Regions from separate parts of the Homo sapiens genome. Here regions 2 and 3 are each linked to region 1. Evidence: chromatin loops called from intact Hi-C (ENCODE). Cell type or tissue: psoas muscle. All regions are shown on one strand.

Region 1 (2,500 bases):
TGGTGAGATTATTTTGGGCATTAAATGAGTCAATAACGTGTAATGTGTTTAACACTTGCTCAGACACCTAGCAACACCTGTTTACTGCTATTATCATTTCTGTTATTACTATAAATGCAAACATCATCGAAGGCTCCCTTTGTAAGCAAAATCTTTTTTTTTTTCTTTATGGGGTGCAGTGCTCTCCGCTAGCTCCTAAAATTCCTATGGGAGAAACCAGACTTTTTCTGAAGAAAATGTTTCCCCCATTCTTTCCCACCTCCTACAAGCCTCAGACGCCCCTGGCAGCCTTAGGTGTGGCCGCCCAGTTCTCGATTGGCAGCCACAGCCCCGGGCGCCTCCTCGCCTCCCTCCATCCTTCCTACGGCCTCACCCTCCGGGAGGTCCGTGACGATGGCTTCAGGCGAGATGCACACGCCACGGTCATAGACAGGCAGCTCGTCGCAGGCCAGGCTTTCGGGCCAGCTGTGGTTGTACATCTTCATGAGGGGCTCGCAGTCGTCGCGCGCGCGTTGGCACACCGACTTGCACGGCTTGATAGGGTCGTGCAGGAACTCCAGGGTGCAAATGGGCGCGTACATGGCACAGAGGAAGAAGCGCAGCACGGCGCTGCAGTTCACGTCCACCAGCTCCTCGTACTGCTCGATGGCCAGGATGGCGTTCTCCTGCGTGCTGTGGTGCAGGTGGTTGGGCATCCGCGTGATGTTCCAGGGCATGTGCCGGCACATAGGGATGCGCACCGCCTCGCAGGGCGCGCCGCGCACGCCCAGCGCCAGGTGCAGCCACAGGCACAGCGCCACTAGGATGGAGAGGAACATGGCACTGCCCTCTCGCGCTGCGACCCCGGCAGACAGAAAGCGCCCTTCTCTTCCTGCCACCCTCATCTTTCGCTGTCCCTTCGCCGAGGAAGAAATCCTCTGGGGCGCAGGAGAGTTTCTTCCCCCAAACTCCAGTCGGCAGCAAAGCGGGGCCGCGGGGTCCGGCCGCGGAGCTCCGCCGTCTGGCACACAGGGCACGAGCAGCGCCAGCTCTCAGCCTTCGGGGCGCGAACCCGCCCGGGCAGCTCCAGTCCCGGACTCCGCAGCTCGGAGCGCAGCCAGCCACGGCCATTGCGGGACCCTATTTATCCCGACACCTCCCCTGACGTGGGCTCGGAACGCTCCCTTGGCAGCTGCAGCCGCGGCGCGGGCTCCCCCTCGGCCGCCCCACCCCCAGGCCCGTCGGTGCAGAAGCGGTGACATCACCCCCTCTGGGCCGCAGCCCAGGGCTGGAAGCCTGCTTTCCCCCTAAAGTCCCTCCTTTTTAGTCTGGCCAGTCTTTTTTCTTCGGACCAAGAAAAAGAACCTCTGGCAGTTGTTTTCGACACCGGATACAAGAGGGTGCGGGAGAGAATTTCAAGAGAGAGAAAGACACTCTTTGGCTGAAAACTGAACTTTGCTCCCTCTGCCTTAGAGTTTTTCCAAGTATAGAGTTGGGGGAAAATAGGAGCTTCTGCTGCCCTCTAATTCTGAAATATATTTGCTTTCTCCGGTAGGGGGCATGAGGAGCGCTGAGGACAGTTGGGACAATGTCCTGCAAGGCAGGCGAGAGTGCAGTGAATGTCAGAACAGGAGGGTCACGTTGTATAAATCACTCCCACTCCGCCCTTAGTTGTGTGGAGTGTGGTTTGTTGTTGTTGTTGCTAGTAGACAGTTTGGGCCGAAATTTTTCCAGTATAACACTTGGTTTGTTTCTGCTCCAGGAAGTTAACAGAACTGGGGGAAGGTGTGCTAGCATCTTCCAGCTTCAGAAATGTCTTCTAACATTTCCTCTTCCTTCTAACTCCCTGTTCCCCTCTGCAGCATTAGTGGAACCCAGGAGAAAACATTGGGCACCACAATCTGAAAGGTCTCCCCTGCTCTGATCCTTCATGCCAAAGGATTTCCACCTCAGCAGCCTAAAATCTTGATTTTTGATGTGCTCAGAGACTGTTGCTTGAGTTGAGTAAGAAGCTGTGTACTATGGGATGCAAGTATGTATGTTTTGCTTTCTCTTTTATCTTACTTGCATTAGGAAAAGGTAGTCCAATTGCTGGCTCAGCTATCTACAGAAAAGGGAGGATTTATTTATATGAGATTGATGTATATCAATCTTCAGGTGGTAAGACTTCTGGTATATGCTATTTATTAGGGCATCAGCAATATGGAAACATGTTCTCTGAATGTTAATCTTTAAAAACATAGTTTAACTTGAATTTAAGGCACATGGTTTTTCTCTCCAAAGCTTAAACCTACACAATTAGTTTAGTTTTGACTGAGGATTAAAACTAAAGACTAAGGATTAAAACAGCTGAGGAAACAACAAGCACAAGTGACATCTATTGGGAATTTACAATGGTCAAGGTATGAAGCTAAGAACTTTAAATGCATTATCTTATTTTTTAGGGAACATGAATTAAACATAGTAAGTGAAAAGGATAAATGAGACAAATACATTTCAGGATTCATCCAAAGAGTCTGGT
Region 2 (2,500 bases), 140 kb after region 1:
TTGGTGAGCAACTGGTGACATGGTTTGCTTGGCTATAAGAATCTCTGGGTCAATGGGGAATAGCTGTTTATTCCCCCAGGGAAGAATTTCATGAGGTCAGGTGAGTACCTGGATAGCCCATGCAGCAGAAAGCCACTGGTCAAATTGCTAATAATGATGGCCTCGTGTTTAGCTTGGTAGAAAAGCAGCAACTCATGTCAAGGAAAAGGTCGGAAGAGAGTTGGTGTATGATCTGGGTAGGTCGTCATGCAAGAGGGAACCTGTCCCAATACAAGTGGTGCCACAAGTCCTTGAGCTGAGGGTGTCAGGGAATCAACTAGTATCAAGCACATGTTGAATTCATTAGTGGCAGGGACCCACAGTGGGGGAAATCCCAGCTAGCTATGGTACTGGAAACTGTAGTCCCTGTAATTTGGTGGGTTATCATCATCCTAGAATTTGCTACTAGCCTAGAGAATGCCAGCTTTGTAATTGGTACACAGTACCACATTGGCCTGAGAAAGGAGGTAGTTAAGGGCCAAAAGAGGCACAAGTAGTAACCAGGTTAAAGCATGGGTGAAGGAAGTTGAAATTGACAGACAGTCCATGGTAATGTTCTTAAAATATGAGTACTTAAAATATGAGTACCAAATTAAGCATGAAACCCAGTCAGGACCCTGTTGATTCTCCACTCAGCCCTGATGCAAATATTGGATCTGTAAATCACCCAGGGTCTCTAGGGAGGGGACCATCTGCTGCAATGAAAGGGCCCGAGGTATACTGGAAGTCAATCTAGGAAGGCCCAAAAAGAAGTGTAGTGGAAGCATACACTGAAGGTCCTTGAGGGACCGAAATGCAGGTTGGGAAGAGACTATACTAGCTTCCCTGCAGCAGCAGCGAGCAAGCCCTGTTACCTAGTTAGGATGGAATATATCCTAGAGGAAGCTGCTGCTATGGCAGTCCTTGGGAAATCACAGCATGTTCTAGCACAAAAGCCAAAGTGGAGCCAAGTAGTGGATGCCAAAGGATAGTGGATATAGAGGAGTTAAAGGAAGAGCAGCTTTTGACAATGAAAAAATGAGGGTAATCTGCCACATAAATTCTCCTTATCACAGATGTTATACCTCAATGGAGATGGTAGAGCCAGCCAGGGACATTTCAAAATTTTAGGAAGCTTTTTTCCTTTGGTCACAATGACTCAGAAATGCTGAGATTCAGTGAGAAAAGTCAGGGATATAATGCATCTTGCAATCAAATAATTATGCTACAGACTGCACAACTTCCAAGTTATCTCACTAGATGTTTACCTAGATTAGTAAATTCTACCTATATTTTCTGAGCCTAGAGCCCAACTTCTTTTATAAATAAACACAAAATATTGTTGTATAGTTTGAGCATACATTGAGTCTTCCAACAATAACTGTAAATTGAGAGAAGATTGTGTTTGGATTGATTGGAATGATTCCATAAACTTGACAGCCTAAATAACAAAGAGAAGTTTCTAAAAGAAAAGATGTTTATTTGGGAATAGGACATTGCAATAGGAATATGCAAACTATGTGCGTATTCAGGGAGGTAAAGAAAGACAAAGGTTTTTAAAGGAAAAAATGAGGAGGATTACCTAATTGTTTTAAAGTAATTATTTTAATTGCCTAGAAAGAGCAATAAGGAGGGTGATGCCAGGCCAAGTTTGGACAGGCAGTTGCTGTGCGGATGTACTTGCATAAGTATTTTTTTGTATAAGATTGCAAATGGCCTTTGTTCAATTTTGTGGTTTTTCTAGCGTCTTTTTTGTTATCAGGCACACAAGTGTGAGAAGCCTCTGTTCATGCCTTTCCCTGGCTCTATTTGTCAGGGTTTTCTTTTTTTTTTGAGACAGAGTCTCACTCTGTCACCCAGGCTGAAGTGCAGTGGCACGATCTCCACTCACTGCAACCTCCGCCCACTGCAACCTCTGCCTCCTGGGTTCAAGTGACTCTCCTGCCTCAGCCTCCCCAGTAGCTGGGACTATAGGCGCGTGCCACCATGCCTGACTAATTTTTGTATTTTTAGTAGAGACAGGGTTTTTCCATGTTGGCCAGGATGGTCTCGAACTCCTGACCTTAGGTGACCCACCTGCTTCAGCCTCCCAAAGTGCTGGATTACAGGCATGAGCCATCATGCCCAGTTGGGTTTTCTTAGTATTAGTGACTTCATTTTTACTCTGACAACTTTCTCAAGCTGTTCACCATAACAGAAAATTATGTTACTGATAGCAATGCTGCTCAGGATATTTGGGCTACCTACACAACATGCCTGTGTTGGCAGAATTTGTACTATCACATTCATAATGACTCTACATGTAACTGCAAACATCTGGATGCTTAATTATGTCTTATGGCACAGTTGTATCTGAGTAATTAGGAATTAAAATTAATTAAATTAAAAAAATATAGTAGAGAAGATAAAGCCAAAAGTTGGTTCTGAGAAAAGATAAATAAAATCAATAAACTGCTAGCAAGAGTGATGAAAAATAAGGAGA
Region 3 (2,500 bases), 88 kb after region 1:
TACCTGCTCTTACTTACTTTCAGAATTTTCATATAGCTGCTCCAGGCATTCTTTATGGGTTTTATGGGTGCATTCGGTTAGAGAAATAGGATGTACTTAAACTGTTTAATCCAATATTTTTAAAATATCACATTACACAGCAGAAAAACAATGAAGTTAACAAGGTTGCATATCAGGTTTAGTTGCAAGTAAACATTTGACATATTCATTTTAAGTGCTAAAAACTATTCTAATATCTTGCCTTCTATATGGTAAGAAGTGTCAAGAGCCAGATCTTGATTCCCTAGCTCCATATGGCAGTAGAATTCCCAATAAAAGCCAGAATTTATTATTTATTAGCTAGGTTAGAATTAGGTGCTTGCAAAACCATTAAGAGCCTGAACTGGCAAAATATATTAGTTGTAGGTTTCGTGCTACAGAGACAGAGGTACTGCCATCCAGAGTCAGTGACCTGCAGAAATCTGCTGCAGATTCTATAACTCCATCATCCAGAAAGGTGAATGGCAGGAGAATGCAGAAACTACTGCAAACATTCATGCCTGGGAGACCCACACTTACACCCACTGTCATAGAGATGGCTTCTGCTTTGTCTGCCTTCTAAATCTTGTGGCAGGGTGTCTCCTTGGTGGAACCCCACATAAATTCAAAACCCTACTGGCAAGGGAGTCTAGGGAGTGTAGCTCCCAGGCTTCTAGTCCCAGAAATACAAGAGAACTGAAGGGGGCATGAAGAATACTGAGTGTCTGCAGTTAGTATTTAGCAAAGTAATAATGTTTAGTTCTGTTGGAAAACATGTTTTTCATCTGGCAAGTCAAGGCTAAGTTGGTGTTCATCCTTGTGAATTTCATTAGTCATAACACATATGATAATCATATAGATGCAGTTTTAAGTTCTGATTTTACACAAGGTCTGAGGTTAGTAAAAACAAACAATAACTAGCTAAATCAAAATTAATGTTCACTGTAAAAAATTTAATAATCACATATGCTAGGATATTTTTGATTACCAGAAGGAGATGTGGCATTCCGTTGGTGTTAAATGACCTGTCTGCCACAAGTTCTGGTGCAGAAAATCATTAAAGCTCAGAGACTCTATAGTTGGAATAAAGTTTCTGGAAAACATTGGGACACATCTGAACTCACGATAAATTGAGCTAATGTGGATATTTGTAATAAATATGCTTATTTAAAAGAGATTAAAAAATAGAATATACCCAGAAATCATAGTGAAATATGCTTATCATAGAATTACCATAAGGAGAGCACGATGCACCAGGCATGGTGGCTCACGCCTGTAATCTCAGCACTTTGGGAGGCTGAGGTGGGCGGATCATGAAGTCAGGAAATCGAGACCATCCTGGCCAACATGGTGAAACCCTATCTCTACTAAAAATACAAAAATCAGCTAGGTGTGGTGGTGCGTGCCTGTAATCCCAGCTACTTGGGAGGCTGTGGCACGAGAATCACTTGAACCCAGGAGGCAGAGGTTGCAGTGAGCCAAGATTGCACCACTGCACTCCAGCCTGGCAAATGAGCAAGATTCCATCTAAAAAAGGAAAAAAAAAAAAAAAAAGAAAAGCACAATGCACGGGTTTTTGTATGAATAAACAAAGTATATTTTTTGAGTTTTAAAAATCTGAGCAAAAAATGAAAAAATACTTTAACTTATAAAAATTTTATTCCTACAGTTTCACACAAATGTTATGGTCTTGCTTTGAATAATACTGATTTCACACTTGAATTTACCCATTTTAAAGCTATTTTAAATTAAAAATAAATCTTTAAATACTTTCTCAGTCATCCAAAGTAGAAGAGTACCTCATTTTTTATCATATGAGAGAGTTATTGCAACATTTAGTATAGAGTGAAAGAGCTAGGTTAAGAAAAAAGAAAAAGAGCATATGCTGAGGATGCATTTTGAAGTAAAAATAAAATATCTGTTCGAGAAAGGTTAATGCTGAAGATAAAAGAGTGATTTCACTTACTTTATCAGAACAGTAGAAAATAACATTTACAAGCAGTGAAGACTATATTACTAAATTTATTGGCTTTTTAAAACTTAAGCAAGATGAAATAAGATTTATGTAGCTATAGAACAAAATAAATGAAGTAATGGCCAATATGTGTACAAATTTTAGATTTGGTGCAAATATGTTCCCAGTTTATAATTCCAACAAAACTACACAAAGTTCCACATTATCTATTACATTCCAACTTAACTGATGTTGGCAGTTTGCTTATCTGACATGATCTTCACAGTTAAATTGCTTTATGTCTTGGAGTAATTTCATACAGTTTGCCCTAGCCAGTCTCTACAGTTAAGTGTTGAATGATCATTTTCTGCTCTGTATTACTAAAAGACTAAATGCACTGTACTTTGATCAAAGATTCTAATGGTGATTACATAGAAATTGTTACTGAAGCAGAAAAAGCCTCAAAAATTCAATGTATCAACCAAGACAGTACTAACTAAACCTGATCTATAAAAAAGTTTCTCAGGT

What was found. A loop is a pair of places that touch in the nucleus more often than their neighbours do. Peaks named below come from ENCODE experiments on the same cell type or tissue, not always from the same donor. Only the 100,000 strongest peaks of a DNase experiment are listed, where the experiment ranks them.
Region 2: a loop joins it to region 1, with 2.1 times the contacts of the local background. A loop is called at or near these places in 5 of 110 quality-filtered maps.
Region 3: it touches region 1 in a loop (2.3-fold over the local background); 5 of 110 quality-filtered maps call a loop at or near these places.

Annotation. Positions count from the first base shown.
Region 1 is chr7:37,915,720-37,918,219 of GRCh38, forward strand. SFRP4 (secreted frizzled related protein 4) reads right to left here and starts at 1,098. Exons shown (of 6, transcript NM_003014.4): 1 at 374-1,098. The coding sequence starts at 818. In psoas muscle, a CTCF peak has its summit at 1,527 (motif pointing right); DNase peaks (open chromatin) are centred at 592, 1,222 and 1,562; H3K4me3 peaks cover 1,919 bases; H3K27ac peaks cover 408 bases; H3K27me3 peaks cover 484 bases.
Region 2 is chr7:38,053,467-38,055,966 of GRCh38, forward strand. No RefSeq gene overlaps it. Among named protein-coding and RNA genes, the nearest start is that of STARD3NL, 120 kb to the right of the region's middle. In psoas muscle, no CTCF peak of the experiment used is centred here; no DNase peak of the experiment used is centred here.
Region 3 is chr7:38,003,665-38,006,164 of GRCh38, forward strand. It overlaps a transcript of LOC105375236 not described here. Among named protein-coding and RNA genes, the nearest start is that of EPDR1, 84 kb to the left of the region's middle. In psoas muscle, no CTCF peak of the experiment used is centred here; no DNase peak of the experiment used is centred here.